Linked DNA regions of Homo sapiens: region 1 is linked to region 2. A link is a loop called in an ENCODE intact Hi-C map of the cell type or tissue named here. Cell type or tissue: heart left ventricle. All regions are shown on one strand. Each heading gives the region's core, and the rest is flanking DNA. Links, peaks and the distances in the headings are about the cores only. Region 1 overlaps NFIA (nuclear factor I A). Region 2 overlaps LOC105378764 (a long non-coding RNA gene).

Region 1 (8,576 bases), core at 1,881-5,880, 470 kb after region 2:
CATCAAGGCTAATGTTATATGCCAACGAAAGTATTCATAAGGGTGTTAACCAAGCTTGAACACTGAGTTACTTCCAGCTTGTTGGAGATGGAGAGGAAAAGCTTTCATTTTTTTCCCATTATACAGTTCTATATTTGTACAGTGAATATGTTTCGCTTTTGGAAGTTAAAAAAAAAAAGACTAAACATGCTGAACAATACAAAATAAGGTTTATCTACTGTTGTACAGCATGACCAAAAAAGTAAAAAGTTATTTGGTATCATATCATAGAGACCAGAGCTGTCCAATAGAATTTTCTGCAGTGATAGAGATGTTCTGTGTCTATACTATCCAGTATTCTAACCATGAGCCACATATGGCTACTAAGCCCTTGCAATGTGGCTATGCTGAGCAACTTAATTTTTAAATTCATTTAATTTTAATTAATTTAGATTTAAGTAGCCACATGTGGCTAGTAGCTACCATATTGGGCAGGGCAGATATAAGCCAAACATATGTATGATTGAGTTTTTTACTATTCAGCTGGATATCTAAGGAGAATGAATAAAACATTATGCTATTTTATACTATATGTATTGTTTATGCAAAGAAATAATTTGGTTTTCTCAGAAATGTCTTCTTTATCCTCAGTCCTTCTGTGAATGCGTATAATTGCTATGTTGAGCTAAAATCAGTCCTTTCCTGAACACATGGGGGGATGGGATGGCTAGGGGGCAGATGGAATGGGTAGGGAATCTCCAACCTCTTGTAAGTATATGGAGCATGTAACACAATTTTTTTTATTTCAGTCCTGTCACTGGGGTGTCTGTGTTTACCTTGAAAGGAGAGGAAATCCCCCAACTAGTCAAGAGATTTTATTTTTGGCCCAGAAACCAGATTTTTATATGACATTTTCCTTGTGTCTATTCTTTACTCTCTCTGGTTGTAAATTTTCACTCACAAATGAACATTTGGAATATATTACAGAACTCATCGTTTCTTTCCCCCTGAATAATCCATGTAATTTTTACTCCATACTCCCATTTTTTAAAAACTGAAGAAATCACTGATGTCCCCAAGCCATTTAAATTACCTGAACTTCTTTATGATGTGATAATTCTTTGGGAGTCCTTTTAGCTCATTTTCAATGGCTACATATAGAGTAAGAAGGATAAACCTCAGAAGCTATATTAACTTTCATTTATGCTCTCTATCATAAAAATGATTTTAAAACATTTTTATTGACTGAAAAAGGCTAAAAGTCAAAATAGTCTATTTTACCTTTTTATCGTTGAGTGTGCTAATCATAAAAAATTATATTAGAATGAACTCTAATGGATTTTATCATTAGGACACACATCTAACAAACGTGTGGTGTCTTCAACGACCTCCTTGTATCACGCAGCCTGTGTTTATGCTCACAAGAACAGAATGGTCCCTTAACCGTGGGATTCTTCTGTTCAGTCACAGCCTTTATTTGGCATCATGGTTAGAGATAATCTAATTACAAGGTATACTTTAAATGGTTCTAGAAAGGTCTTGTTCCTGCCTGTGGGGGAATTACTAGAGTGCAGTATAGCTCTGCATCTGGAAGAGATGTGTCTGAGTGTAAATCTGATGGTGGATGACTTGCAAAAGATGGTACTGGTACTCAGCATTCATGCTGGGCTTGAGAAATGTCACTGAAATTTATGTGGACACCATTAGTCTGATGGACATGACTGAGCTGTCTGTTCCCCACACTTAGATCTAGTGGAGTAGGGGAATCTGAATGCCTGAGTGTAAAAAAGAGTCACAAAGCAGTTAGCATCATTAAGACTTGGAATGTTTGCAAGAAGAAACATGTTCAAGTGTCATTAATAGTTCAGATTTAAATCAGCTCATGATAGGTTTGTATTGATAAGATACATAAGTAGTACTCCCCCGCGCCCTCACCCAGAAGTAGGGATCTTGGTAGCATGGTACACTGAAAGGAGCAAGAGCTTTGGTTTCCTGGGTTCAAATCCTGGCTCCTCCACTCACTGATTGTGTAGCCTCTCACCTTCTTAAGGACTGCACTGCCTCAGGCACCCTCTCTTCTCTGAGTCATGGCTTTCTGCCTGTCTGCTGGACCATTCCCATCAGTAGACAAGCATGCTGGACTCTCTCCCACCTTCAGAAAGCTATCCCTTGCTTCCCTCCCTCTTCCTGTAGCCACTACCCTATTTTTCTGCTCTCCTGTGCAGATTCCTCCTTCGTTTCATGGAAGTTGACTACACCATTTCCCCTGTTTCTTCACTTCCCATTGATTTTATAAACCATGCTATCCTGTCTTCTATGTGCCTCACTCTCCTGGAACTCACTTTTCAAGACTGTCAGAAACATTCATGTTGCCAAATCCAGTGGACCCTTTTCTGTCCTCATTATACGTGATCTCTCAGTGGCATTCAACTCAGTTGATTGCAGCCTTCTCCTTGAAACACTTCTTAGTTTCTATAAAGATATACTCTCCAATGAGTTAAATGCCTCAACTTAGTTGCCTGTTTAGATGCTGACTTTAGACACTCGGGGGCCTTCCTTGATTTTTACACATTACTGAATTCTAAATAATTGTGTGTGTGTTATAGCCTCTGGTTAAGTGAGCTATTTATTACTGCATTGTAATATATAGTCTAGGCTTGGACACTATCAACAAGTCTTAAGAGAAGAATTTTTGTCCTTTCTTGTTATAGATAGATAACATGGTTTGCAGGAGGCTTTATAGAAAAAGCAACTTGTTGAATAGGCAAGAGGCCTATAGTAAATATAAAACATTTATATACTCTTTTGCAACTCAACATCTGGGGTCATTATCTTCTTCTAAATCTATGTGATATTTATTTTGTGGAGGTTCTGTGTTAGAATCGCTGATAATTCATTCAGTGTGTGTTTGATAAAATCTTAACTGATCCTTACTAAGGCCAAGAGAAAACTTTGATATATAAGACAAATGATTCCTAGTATACTTCAGAGTGGGTTTTTTTGCATACACTTTTGTATCTGATATACCCTTCCTTTTTTTCCCCCTTTGGATAACCAAATTTAAAACTTCAGCTATAAATATACTTTATTGACTTAAATAGGACACTGTTTTTATAGTATACTAGGGAAACTACATGAGGGTTTTATAAAATGTATGCACTTGAGAACCAGAGAGACCTGGATCTGCAGTACCATCTAATAGCTGTATGATCCTAGACAAATTGTTTAACATCACTTGATATCTAATTTCTGTAATATTAAGTTATTGGTAGAAAAGATAATAATACCTACCTATCTCAGATGAAAATGTAAGGATTTGGGGATGGACACGGTGGCTTATGCCTGTAATCCCAGCACTTTGGGAGGCCAAGGTGGGTGGATCACCTGAGGTCTGGAGTTCGAGACCAGCTTGGCCAACATGGTGAAACCCTGTATCTACTAAAAAAAAAAATACAAAAATTAGCCGGGTATGGTGGCATGTGCCTGTAGACCCAGCTACTCAGGAGGCTGAGGCAGGAGAATTGCTTGAACCAGGGAGGCAGAGGTTGCAGTGAGCCAAGATTGCACCACTGCACTCCAGCCTGGGTAACAGACCGAGACTCCATCTCAAAAAAAAGAAAGAAAGAGAAGAAAATGTAAGGATTTGAGATATTTATAAGTACATGGCACATAGTGGGCACTTCATAATTTGTAGCTTTTATTATTTTCAGCCTGGTTTTTGGACGTGATCGACATGCAGAGATTTAATCTCTGTAGCTGCCTCCTGCCTCTCTTGAGGCCACTTGATGGATGAAGGCTTCCAGTTGCCTTTAAGCCTTTAAGTTTGGTGTAATCGTTGTTCTGGTAATAACAGTTATAAAAATAGGTTGTTGGGAATTAGATGATGACAATGAACAGGACACTATCCAAGTCATGAACAATTAAACTTGTAACATTTTGGGGTCCTCTCTAACCTGCTTATTGTATTGGATTTAAAAACTAAAGTGCTGAGGTTGCTTGCTTTCAGAGTTTCTCTCCGTTTGTGACTATAAATGAACATTATTGAAACTAAACTTTCTATTCTTGACTTTGTCACTTTGAAGAAAAGAACATACACCAGTTATATCTTCTCTGACAACTTGAATTACATCTCCCAAACTCCTGCGACAGACAAGATAAGGTCCTGCTGTCCCGAGCAGCACTTACCAGGGATACTTTTAACAGGAGAATGAATTTTTGGATAGGTGCTCTAACAAAGTAAGCACTAACACTGAGAAGTTACAGTTCCTTTTGAAAAATCCAGCATGTTGTTCGGTTGTCACTGGAATAATTATAGTTTATGGTGATCCTTCCCTTCTCTTCCATTCCCATTAATGTTGTAGCTCCTTTGACTCCTAAAAATCTCCCCTTTAAGAAGATACCTAAGGAAGAAAAAACAGCTTTGTACTTCCTAATGATTCCTGCAGTGTTTCCTTTACTATTGTCACTATGGAGTTCTTGGTCAAAGTGTCTGAAAAATATCATAACTTGGGAGTAGGGGAGAGGTGAAATTAATTATGATTGGTTTTCTTCTTTTTATTTTATGTGATATCAAATTGCAGTGAAAAATTCCCTAAAACAAATTTTAACTTCTTAGGGGAGACCCCAAGAATTTGAGTTTTTTTCCCACGTCACTCAATCTAATTTTGTTATTGATGTTTCTCGAAAGAATCAGGAGAAGTAGAAATTTTCAAAAGTATTTATGTCCCTCGAAAATTACCACTTTTTAGTTCCCTTTCTAAGAATACGTCTTACCGTTTTCTCTAGGTGACTAGGCTAGTGAAAGACTATACAACCTAGGGTGGATTAGGTAAAAATAAGGGAAACTTTCAGAATTATAGAGAGTAATTATTGTACAGTAAACATCTTTAATACACACATGTCTAGCATTGCAGTCGTCTTATATTTGAATATCATGTTTGTTTTCTGTACTGCAGAACAAATTTTCACAGAGTTAGCAACTTGAAGCAACACACAGTTATTAATATTATCTCACAGTTTCCATGGGTCTGGAGCCTGGCCACGGCTGAACTAGATCTTCTGCTTAGGTCATACAAGGCTGCAATGAGAATTTTGTTCAGACTCCATTTCTTTCTGGAGCTCAAGGGCCTGTTGCTGACTCTCGTGATTGTTGGCAGAATTCAGTTGCTTGTGGATGTGGGACTAAGGTCCCTGCTTTCTGAAAGCTGTCAGCAAGGGGCCCCACTCAGCTCCCAGAGGCCCCTGCAGTTCCTTACCATGTGGCTGTCACAGGCCCTTTCACAATATGGCAGCTGACTTCTTCAAAGCCTGAAGAAGAATCTCTCTGACTTCTAATTCCTTTTATACAAGGCTCCCCTGATTAGGTCAGGCCCTCCAGGGATAATATATTTTTCCTTAACTCAAACTCACCTGATTGGGGACCTTAATTATATCTGTAGAAGTCTTTTGCAATATAACATAACCTAATCAATATAATCACCTTTGCGGTATAATATAACCTATTCACAAGAATGACATTTATCATATTCACAAGTATCTCACACATGCAAGAGGAGAGGATTATATAAGGCATCATTATACAAGGCTGGAAACTAGGAAGCCATCTTAGAATTCTGAGTACCACAATTTTTTTTTCAAGATAAGGTCTCTCTCTGTTGCCCAGGCTGGAGTGCAGTGGTATGATGATAGCTTATAAACTCCTGGGTTCATGTGATCCTCCTGCCTCAGCCTTCTGAGTAGCTGGGACTGTAGGCATATACCACCACACTCAGCTAACTTTTTCTTTTTCTTTTTTTTTTTTTTTTTTTTTTTTGAGATGGAATCTTGCTCTGTCAGTAGGCTGGAGTGCAGTAGCATGATCTGGGCTGACTGCAACCTCCGCCTCCCAGGTTCAAGCAATCCTCCTGCCTCCACGTCCTGAGTAGCTGGGACTACAGGCACATGTCACCATGCCCAGCTAAGTTTTGTATTTTTAGTAGAGATGCGGTTTCACCATGTTGGCCAGGATGGTCTCGATCTCTTGACCTTGTGATCTGCCCACCTCAGCCTCCCAAAGTGCTGGGATTACAGGCATGAGCCACCGTGCCTGGCCTCAGCTAACTTTTAAAAATTAATTTTTTGTAGAGATAAGGTCTCACTATATTGTCCAGGCTGCTCTCGAACTCCTGGCCTGAAGCAATCCTCCTGTCTCAGCCTCCCACAGTGCTGAGATTATAGACATGAGCCACCAGCCCAGCCTGACTACCACAAATACCAATGATGAATTTGAAGGAATCTTTGTGAATAGTGCATTTGACCTGTATTTTCAAGGTTTTCTTGTTGAACTTTGCACTTATAAGTGCCTCCAGAGATGAAAGCCACTACATGACTAGAATCCCATATATGTTTGCCCTTGTCTACTGAACACAATTTGGAATGACTCATATAGCTTAGAAAAAAATGGCAGACTAGAGGGAAATTGAAAATTCAAAAATTCTGGATGTTTAGAAAACCAGTGACAAGCCACAGGCCTTCTTGACATGTTTCTCCAATTCTATTTACTCTCATTGGGTTTTTTTATACCAATCAAAAGGATGAAATGCCCCATTGAAACAAAACATTATGCTAGATTTCTGCTTCTCATTCTACAAAAGTCTTTATTTTTCTGCATTGAACTTTGAAGTAACATTTCATTTCCTCCAGAAAAAGAGTAGGATTACTTCATCCGTAGTCTTTTTTTAAAAATCTGGTACTTCTAGAAAATACATTGAAATTAAAGTTTTAATGCATTGAAAGAAAGCCAATCAGTCATTAATCCATACAGTAATTTTGTAACAGTTGTGCATAAATAATTGGCAAAAGAGATTTTAAAAAGGAGTTTATTTTTAAAGTAATGTACAGAACCAAATTTGATTTCAAAAATAAAAGCCAACATTAATGTTTTCTAGCTTTTAACAGAAAGCAGTTTACTAGCATTTTGGAATTTCATCTGGTCAATTAAATATACAAAACAAATTAACCAAAACATACATTATGTATGTAGAGAAAATATTAAAGTATATAATAAGGAAATGTGCTCAATACGAACTCTTTAAAAATTGAAAACACAAAGTAATTTTGAGATTCATGACAGCCTTAGGGTTCATATTACTTGACTGTGATAAATTTAGAAGATTATACATAGTTTGGCTGGTTGTTCCTGCATGCTGACGGTATTTCTTCCGTCTTTAACCCTTGCAAAGAAGATTTAAATTTTGCTATTTTTGAACTTGTTTACCAACTTGGTCATTCTTGATACTTGTTATTGCCCAAATTTTACTTGTAATTCCTTTTAGAAGCATAAATAGTGGATTTCAATCATGTCAATATTTCTGCAGTATTTAGAATGGCATGAATTAGAAAACATGAATTTTTCAAAGAAATCATAACTTTTTCTTGAGTCCAGCCATTTGCTATCATCAATAAGATTAGTTAGGATACTGGATTTCATCAGTGATTCCATTATCTGAAAAAAAAAAAAAAATCTGCCACCTTTAAAGTTTTGATTTTTGTTTTAATTATCTGTTCTGCTTCTGTTTTATGACATGTAGTTCAGGCATTGGACTAAATTTAAATCAGTGGAATGGTTGGCAGCCTATAAATTGGTCTACACAAAAAGGTTTAAATGAGTTGGGAGATTTGTTTACATTTTGCTAGCTTTTTATTTCTTTCATTTTTTTTATTTGAAATCTCCTCCTTAGTGGAATTACATGATGATAACCTTAGGTTAGGTTATCTTACAGTGAATGTTCACCCAAAATCTCAGTGCATCCTACATTAGAACTTTGGTATGGTGTGACTGGTTACTGATTCAGCAAGCAACAAATATAACTAAAGTCACTTAATTACTTCATTTTTAATTCAAATCACATGGATGTTGATCTAGAAAGGATCTGATTCAAATTGTCAAATTAGTATGAAATCACATACCACTCTATGTTGTACTTATATCTGACTATGCAAATGTGTTTACCAATTTTCAATTTTTCTTTCTTGGGGTGAAAATTCTAAGCTTTGCTATGTTTAAGCATCTATTCATGAAGCTACAGATAAAGCTGAGACCTGCACAAGTAGTTTAAATATCTTTTCAGACCATTTGGGTGTTTCAGACCCTTGGAGGTCTTGGACATAGAGGGGAACAAAGCAGACAAGGACTCTGTCCTTATACAGTCTGAGTCACACTCAAAGGTCATGTTGTAGAATTGCATTAAGGAAATCTGTGATCAGAAATAACAGGGACATATTTAGATACACGCAAAACTAGCTAAATTTCTGGAAAGATCTATACCTATAAAGTGCTTGGCACAGTACATGGTACTCCATAACAGTTACATGTTAATATCATTATGATTTTTATTACTTTTCCAGTTCATCCAAATAATTCTCTGGTCATGGGCAGAACACAGCACATGTAAACATGTATAAGTAAAATGGAATTTGGTTCTTTTAACATCAGTGCAGACCAGTTTTGTGCTACAACCTTAAGAGAGCCCAAATTTGTCCCCTGATGCGGAGACTAGGAGTCATTTCTTTTATTTTTATATCCAAATTTTCATTGTTTTAATTGGCACCCTATCAAA
Region 2 (8,576 bases), core at 1,932-5,931:
ATTTGCCTGCCACTTATTTGGAGTACCTGTGACTCACTTGTGCAATTTTAGATTAAAAGTCTGAATTCCAGAAAGACCATTGCAGAGCTACAATCTTCCTAATCAACGACATACTTATAAGAAATTAGAATGTACATGCAGATAAGCATTATTATTTTTTAAACACCCAAGGGATTCCGTGGGCAGTGGAATTATTGGTCATTTGTGGTATTAGTATTTTTCTGTAATAAAAATTTGATGAAAATTATTTTTAAAATATTTCCACAGAGATTGTTGATGTTTTCTTCTGAGTGCATATAAAAATTAGTTGCCTAGCAGCTCAAATAATTACGTTGTCGGTCTCCAATATAAATATTATTTGTAAGAAAATATTTATTATAAATATTAATAAATATTTTATATTTATGTTAAAGAATATACTTAAGTCTCTGTGTGTATACATATAGAGACAGAGAGAGAGACAAGTATATTCTTTTACATAAATATGAAAAACAGACACAAGGAACCCAAAACTGACACTAACACTAAACATAGATTTTTATTTCAACTTTCAAAATGCAATCATGTGCTCTTTAATGACATTTTGGTCAATGACATACCACATATATGACAGTAGTCCCATAAAATTATAATACGGTATTTTTACTGTACCTTTTCTATGTTTGGATATGCTCAGATACATGAATACTTACCATTGTGTAACAACTGACTACAGAATTCTGTAGAGTAATATGCCGTACAGATCTGTAGCCTAGGAACAATAGGCTATGTCATATGGCCTAGGTGTGTAGTAGGCTATACCATCTAGGTTTGTGTAAATACACTCTATGATGTTGGCACAACAAAGGTGCCTAAGGACGCCTTTCTCAGAACGTATCCCTGTCGTTAAGCAATGGATGACTGTAGTTAAAATATGTTACGAAATGAAATTTGCATCTAACACTGCCACAACAAAACAATTTAGTTCCATAAAAACACAGCTTGAAAACCAATGGCCGACTCCTAGACTTCCCCAATGGATCATATGCAAGGTAATTTTAGGTGGTATACATTCTTTTTTGTTAATAATGGTATATTTTTTAAATGTGCATTAAATATTGACTTTCACATTTGCTATCATGATATACATTTTCTTTTACTATTAAATGACTTATAAAATTAAGAAAGGTGAGTTAATTTTTTGGAACTTTTATTTTTAGATACAGGGGGTACACGTACAGGTTTGTTACATGGGTATATTGCCTCAGATAATGAACCCAGTACCCAATAGGTAGTGTTTTGACCTTTGTCCCCATCCCTCCCTCTCCCCTCTAGGGTCTATTGTTTCCGTGTTTATGTTCGTGTGTGCTCCATGTTTAGCTCCCACTTATAAGTGAAAACATACAGTATTTTGGTTTCTGTTTCTACATTAATTCACTTAGGATTATGGCCCCCAGCTCCATCCATGTTGCTGCAAAGAATATGACTTCATTCTTTTTTATGAATGCATTGTATTCCATGGTGTATATGTGCCACGTTTTCTTTATCCAATCCACCATTGATGGGCACCTAGGTTGATTCCATGTCTTTGCTATTATGAACAACACAGCGATGAACATACAAAGTGCATGTGTCCTTTTTGGTATAATGATCTATTTCCTTTTGTATGTACATCCAGTAATGGAATTACCGGATGGAATGTTAGCTCCGTTTTAAGTTCTTTGAGAAATTTCCAAGCTGCTTTCCACAGTGGCTAAACTAATTTACATTTCCACCAACAATGTATAAGCATGCTGAAGTGAATTAATTTAAAGCAACTAATAGCACAGGTGAATACAGAAAAAAAATATGAGGGTAATAGATAAATGGCTGAAGTTTAGTAAACCTTAATTTAATATGTCCCACTTGTCAATTCAAGTGGGGAACTGGAGGACAAAAATGGTATTCTTTGGTGGTAAATGAGGACTTGCCCCCATTTATCCTCATTCCTAATCTAGGGGTGGTATCTTTTTCATGCTACAAGAGGTCAAGCATGCTCAGCCCCAAGCTCTAATGGTGTCATGTAACATATGTACCAAACCAAAAAAGACTTTTAAGTCTCAACTGACAATCTAAAACTAAGCCAAGACCAAATATCTGTAAGCACAACTTCCTTGGGCTTCCCTGAGCATATCTGGATATTTTCAGTTGCTCAATATGGAAAACAGGATACACAAACAGGCTTAAAATATAAAAGACTATATTGGTTCCTGTCACTGAAAAGTCCAAATATAGCATGGCCTTCAGTCATGGCTTGATCTAGCAACTCAGTCACCCAGATTCTCCATTCTGCCTTCCTTGGAGTTTTAAGGCAAGAATCTCCCTAGTCTCTTCCCCGTTTATATCTAACAAGAAACAGTCTCAGCATTCCCAGAAAAAAATAAAAATAAAAATAAAAAAACAAAGTCAGTCTGTTTGAATCCATGTCCATCCTATGACCCATTCTCAAACCGAAACTGTGGCCAGAGGGTAGGAGACAATGCTTGAATTAACACAGTCATGTGTCCACACCTGGAGTGGAACCTGGAACCCATAAGCTCTAAAAGGCAATTAGAGGTTGTTGGGATTGGAAACAGGTGAGAATAAAGGCTGGCAATGCAACCACAAATATGAGGAAAGAATAGTAATGTCACTGTAATGAAAAGTCTCAGATTTGATCTTGGAAAGATATTGGATACTTCCAAGGATTGGTCATAGTCTTCAGAGATATTTATGAAGTACTCTTATATAAAGAGAAAAAAGTGGTGTGTCTCTAGCTACCATAGATATGCATGGCCAATGTCCACCAGGATATCTGTATGAATTTCTTCTTATTTAATACCACTTTGGGAGTATATATCCCCACTACCTTCGAGGCTGGGTCATTGCCCTACTTAAGAATTTACTTACTAGTGGCTTTTTAAAATGAGAGGGTAGTGGTATAAAAATAATCCAATAGAATGTTATCTGGAAGCCAAAAAATAAGTAAATAAATAAAACCATAGTTTTGCTATTTGGAGTCGAGATTTAAGGTAGAGGAAAGTTAAATGGCTCTAAGAGGCAAAGAGCTGTTTTCTAATGAAGGTGTTGGCTCCCATCCTAGTTTGCCTTTTTTTTTTTAGGACTCCCTGCTAGCCCTCAAAAACCTGCCTTGAGGGCAAACTCTTCACAGTTCAAAGTTTTGCCCTCGGAAGTAAGGCTGCATTTTAATAGCAGCCAAAAATGGGTGCAATTCCTGGGTAAGTGAATTTCATCCAGCAGTAAGCAGGTAGAGACGGATTGGGGAGAGTTTTGGATCTTTCCCAAAGCCTCTTGAAAACGTAACATGTCAGTGGCTGCTTTCAACGTTTATAATTGGAAGACTGCGAATCATAGTCAACTGAAATGTATTAAGCAAGGTGCATTCGCTTAAATTATTTTATCTAACCCTCGCATCAAGCCCATGAGGTATATACTTTACCCCATTTCACAGATAAGTAAACAGAGGCTGAAGGAATCTCAATGACTTGTTCCCCAGCACACTGACAGCACACTGTTGCATGACCTTGAGTCAGTCCCTTCTTTCTCAGAACCAGGTCTCTGTCAAAGGAGGCCCTCGGCCCTGGGAATGCCTTCCCAGCTGCCTCTAGCCCTCCCAGGCCTCAGAATGCTTGTTTTGGGCCCTCCTCTTCCAGGCTGTGAGGTCCAGATCCTGGGCAGATGTCTCTCACCATATGCTGAGGGTGATTTAACAAGGCCAAATGGGCAGCCCCGTGGTTAGAGGCGCTCTCGTTACATATACGCCGGTTGCTGCGGCCTGGCCAGCTGTCCCAGCCCTCGCCCGCTCCTTCTTGGAGACAGCAGCCTGCAATTGCAGATGCCAAGCAGCGGAAGATATTTTTAAAGCTACAGCATCTGTCTCCTTGGCAGCCTCCACCCACTGGTGGGCCGGGTGTTTTGGAGTTGCCTTTGGGCACTTCACATGGTTTGGCATCTGATCCATTGTCTAGGCTGCCTTTTAGAGCTCAGCTTTTTTTGTGGGGTGGAGGGGGGGGTCCCCTAAAACCAACTTTTGATGATGACCTGGGTCTCCCCTCTCAGTGACATCAGTGTGTCTCTGGATCTTTTGTAATATTTTTTTTTAACTTTCCTTTAAAAAAAAAAAAGAAAAAACAAGTGATGAAAGAATGAAAGAAAGAGCATTTCCCCTCTGCCAGAGTGGGTTTGAATAGAAAACTGCCCAGTAGCTGTGCAGCTGCCCAAATCTCGCCCACCATGTCCACATTCTGACTAGTGCAGAACACGGCTTTCTTGGCATCCAAACTTCCCTCAGGCTTGACTATTCCTCAAATGTCTCCCTGGGGAGGTGAGGGATTTCTTTTTTCATTTTTCCCCGCTGCTTTTGCAAAAGACTGTGAAGCTTCCTGTCTACATGCAAATAGCCATTCAAAAAAACAGACACTGACACTTAATTCCCCCTGGCAAGCTGTATTAAGTTTTTTCCTTCTCTTAGAAAGGTGCATTTTAGGGAAGACCAGCTCCCAGCCTGCAAACTCAGGCCTGGGGACTTGGCCCTGTTTCAGAACACCAGTTTGAAGATGACTTCTAGTGAGGATTTCAGGCCTAGTGACAAGAAAATTATCTCAGTTGGGGCAACAGGCTCCTGTGTCATGGGGCTGGGCAAGGCACCAGCCTGCCTCTCACTCATGACTTGGCAAGAGTGCCGAATGTGGTCTTTTCTCCAGCCAACAGGCACAGGCAGTGGCTACCAGAGGATGCCAGTGGGCAGGAGTAATCACCAGGGCCCAGCCAGGCTGGCTAGAGGGTGGTGTTTTTAAGTAACCAGCATCACTGGGCACTCCTTGTCCCATTAAGCCACACTGATATAAGACCCAAAGAATCACTAACCCTCACCCCCACCCACAGAGCAGGAGTCTGGAGCTGACATAGGTAACTGGGGTGCATTTCTTCCACTTAAGGTCAATGAAAGATAGCAGTATTCCCGCCATATGATAAGGGAAATTTCTAACACTTCCTCTATACTGTTCTAAGTGCATTATACGTATTTCCCCAGCTAATTCTCACCACAACCCCATGAAGTTGCTATAATCATATTCTCTTTACTGATGAGGAAACCGGAGCACTGAGAGAGGCAGTAACTTACCCAAGGTCACCTAGCTACTATGGCATGGAACAAGGATCTCAAACCAAATGCTCCACCCCCAGAACCCATCTTCTTGACCCTAAAATAAAGATTGATAAAAATGAAGGCTGACTTAAGTTTTAATTCAACATTGAAAACCAGGCAACTCTGAGTTGTTGGTTCTTATTTGTCATCCTTAATTTGAAATGAAAGGGGATTTAAGAAGGGTGTTAAAGGTAGAATATGGGATTGATTCCAAGTATGTAGCCATTCCTGGTATTTTCACTGTGCTTACTGAAGCCAGTGTTCCTTCTTTGCCCCTGTTAGGCAGCAAGTTTGACCTCAGACTGGTGACCAGGAAGGAGCTTAATAAAAATGAGAGGTATTTGAACAGGAAGCCCCACCTGGGCACAGGCATTTCAGAATTTTTAGTGGCTGCAGGAAATCCAGTTAAAGCAGAGGCTACTTAAATGTATTAATTCATTCAATATATTTATTGGGTAACTTCTCTGTATTGGACATTGTTCTGGTTCTGCATGCTACAAATACAGCAATACAGAAAAGGTATAAGGAGTTCCAGGTAAGGGAAGGTTCTCAGTTTTGAATGGGGTGGTCAGATGAGTTTGAGTCTGAAAAGTTGGCATTTGAATAAGATGCTGAGGGAGGTAAGTGAGGAGCCATGAGGGTACCCAGAGGAAGAAAAAGAACAGCAAGTGCCAAGGTGAAGTGCAAAGGCAAAGTGCAAAGGTCAAATGCAAAAGCAAATTGCAAAGGTGAAGCACACCTGATCTACTCAAGGAACATCAGGGAGGCTGATGTGCTGAAAACAGAGTGAGTGGGGAAGAACAGTGAGAGATGAGCTCAGAGTGCTAATGGAGGTAGCAGAGACTGTAATCGTGATCTGTTTAAATAAGGGTAGTTTAATGAGCTATTCCTAGTGTACTCGGGTGAAGGAACAAAATTATCCAAAAGTCAAGGAACTAACAAGTCTGGAGGTCAAAGGAGAATGCAGTCTGCCCCTTCCTTGACTTGGTTTGGCTCTCCACGCCTCAGGATTTCCTTTTGTAAAGTAAGACTAGCCATAGGAATCAAGGCTTTCTACTGAGCAGGAAGATGTGGCAACTTCACAGGAATGCTAAAGGAGATGCTCACAAGGAGAAAGAAGGAGCCTCCTTTATGATTTAACACCCAAAACAATAGTTCCATTGCCTACTGTAGTGCCTGGAATTCCACCTTTAAATACCCAGCCCTTTAGGTTCTGAAGGCACTAAATGGAGGCGAGAGGGCACCAAACACAAACTGCACCTATTTCAAGATGCTGTCAAAAATCAGAATGTGCATCATCCTCTTAACTCTGTTCTCAAAATTCTTAGGCCTCCTTTCTAATGTCTCATAAATTCATACCCATGGAAATGCCTATCGAGTATTATTATACTTGGTTTCATAAAATGTTCAGAGCTACAGGGCCCCAAACTCTCACACTTAAAGCTTTTTAGAAAGATACCGAGGGTCTCCTCTGTGCTTTATTATTATTGTCTAATAGGCTTAGTGTGCAACAGTGCAACAGTCCAATAGGTCCAAGAAGAGGCACATTTTACTGAGTTTTACTTTCACATTGGGGCAATAAGACCTTATCTATCATTCACCAGCTGTGTGATCTTGCTGGGCTTCAGTCTTCTCATCCATTAAATAAGAATCACAGTTCTTACCTAGTAGTGATATTGTGACATTTAGACATTTAGTGACATTAGACACAATCTAGAAAAAAAAAAAAAAACTGGCAGCAAAGGAGAGAGGAAAGGAGACAGTGACACAGTAGGACCTGTGTCCTTCTCACCTAGGAAACAACAGAGTTGGCAGAGTCATTCATTCAGCACATATATTGTGAACACCTTCCAAGTGACAGTTGTTACACTAGCACCCACAAGCCTCAATATTTGTTTCCTCGTGGGGAAAATGTAAAGGATGGGTGCCTGAGATACACCGTGGCTTTAAGACTGCCTACTGGGTCTATTCTCTCTCACTGGGACAAAGGTGAATTCCAAAGCCTCTCTAGGGCAAGTTTCCATCTGTTGTTTTTCTCTTCCTAGCTTTTATTTATTTATTTATTTTTGAGATGGTGTCTTGCTTTGTCACCCAGGCTGGAGTGCAGTGGCATGATCTTGGCTCACTACATCTTCCCCCTCCCGAGTTCAAGCAATTCTCATACCTCAGCCTCCCAAGTGGCTGGGACTACACGCATGCGCCACCACTCCCTGCTGATTTTTGTATTTTTTAGTAGAGACGGGGTTTCACCATGTTGTCCAGCCTGGTCTCGAACTCCTGACCTCAAGTGATCTGCCCACCTCAGCCTCCCAAAGTACTGGGATTACAGGCGTAAGCCACAGCGCCTGGCCACTAGCTTTCATTTATTATTTTATTTCTGTAATTCTAGCAAGTCTTTTAAATTTGTTATAAAATTATAGCATCACTTTATACAGGAAAAGTCCACCACATTTCATTTTGATGGCCAACAGATGATAAACAAATACTCATGATTCTATTAACACTCTCTCTTTAATGCCCAATAGGCCCCTCCCCTGACTCTGTATGAGCTGTGGGGTCCCAGAGATCATTAAAGGAATACAAAGTGTTCACGTTATTAGCATGAGTTACCATTTATATAACATGTGACATACGCAAAGTATTCTCTGATGATTTTTTATAACTTCCTGGTCTTGAGCATGGACATTTTATTTATTATACAACTATATTGTTTGATTAAAACTGTGCTTTGGGGCAGATTAATACCGAAAACAATAGTTCCATTGCCTACTAGATCATACCAGCCCTAACCAGCCATTATTATAATGTCCTCCCTAGGAAGAAAATGTTTATTTGTTTTATTTATTTGTTTACTTGTGCATTTGGTATCAAAAGCAACATTTTACAAAGTACATGGCAAGAAAAGAATTACACTGGGGTTTTAGCCCAAAAAGTGTTGCATGGTCAAATAAGTTCAACAGTGAAATAGGCAACTTGTAAACACAACACAATTTTAGTTTGCAGCATTCCCTAAAATCACTGGTCAATTGAACAAGAAGAAAGGGTCTCATGAAGGGTAATCCTGAAGGCAAGTGTGGGCGTTTTGTTTCTCCTGATTTCTCCAAATCTGTTTGGTGGGAGTAGTAGTCATTCCCTTGCACCTGGATGAAAATTTTGGCAATCTTATGACTTTTCTGACATCTCTTAGCCAGTGACTCAACATAGAGATTAGAATCTATCCGTGGATGTTTCCTATCTCCTGAGCTGGCTGCTGTGGGCAGAAGACATGCCTTCACGCATTGGGAGTGCCTAGAGCTCACTTGCTCTGCCTCTCACAATCTCCCTCTCCTTTCCGTCTCTTCCTCCAGCTTGCTTATCCTGATGTCTGGCCCCTTCATGGTTGGGGCACAGGGTCAGGGATAGGGGCTAGAAA

What was found. A loop is a pair of places that touch in the nucleus more often than their neighbours do. Peaks named below come from ENCODE experiments on the same cell type or tissue, not always from the same donor. Only the 100,000 strongest peaks of a DNase experiment are listed, where the experiment ranks them.
Region 1: it touches region 2 in a loop (6-fold over the local background); 1 of 110 quality-filtered maps calls a loop at or near these places.

What each region holds. Positions count from the first base shown.
Region 1 is chr1:61,373,636-61,382,211 of GRCh38, forward strand. All of the region lies in intron 6 of NFIA (nuclear factor I A), which reads left to right. Among named protein-coding and RNA genes, the nearest start is that of NFIA-AS1, 120 kb to the left of the region's middle. In heart left ventricle, for the core only: no CTCF peak of the experiment used is centred there; no DNase peak of the experiment used is centred there; H3K27ac peaks cover 2,030 bases.
Region 2 is chr1:60,899,967-60,908,542 of GRCh38, forward strand. The region is part of intron 2 of LOC105378764 (a long non-coding RNA gene); the gene reads right to left. Among named protein-coding and RNA genes, the nearest start is that of NFIA-AS2, 66 kb to the right of the region's middle. RefSeq lists an enhancer at 3,269-3,802. In heart left ventricle, for the core only: no CTCF peak of the experiment used is centred there; DNase peaks (open chromatin) are centred at 3,805, 4,242 and 4,695; H3K27ac peaks cover 2,537 bases.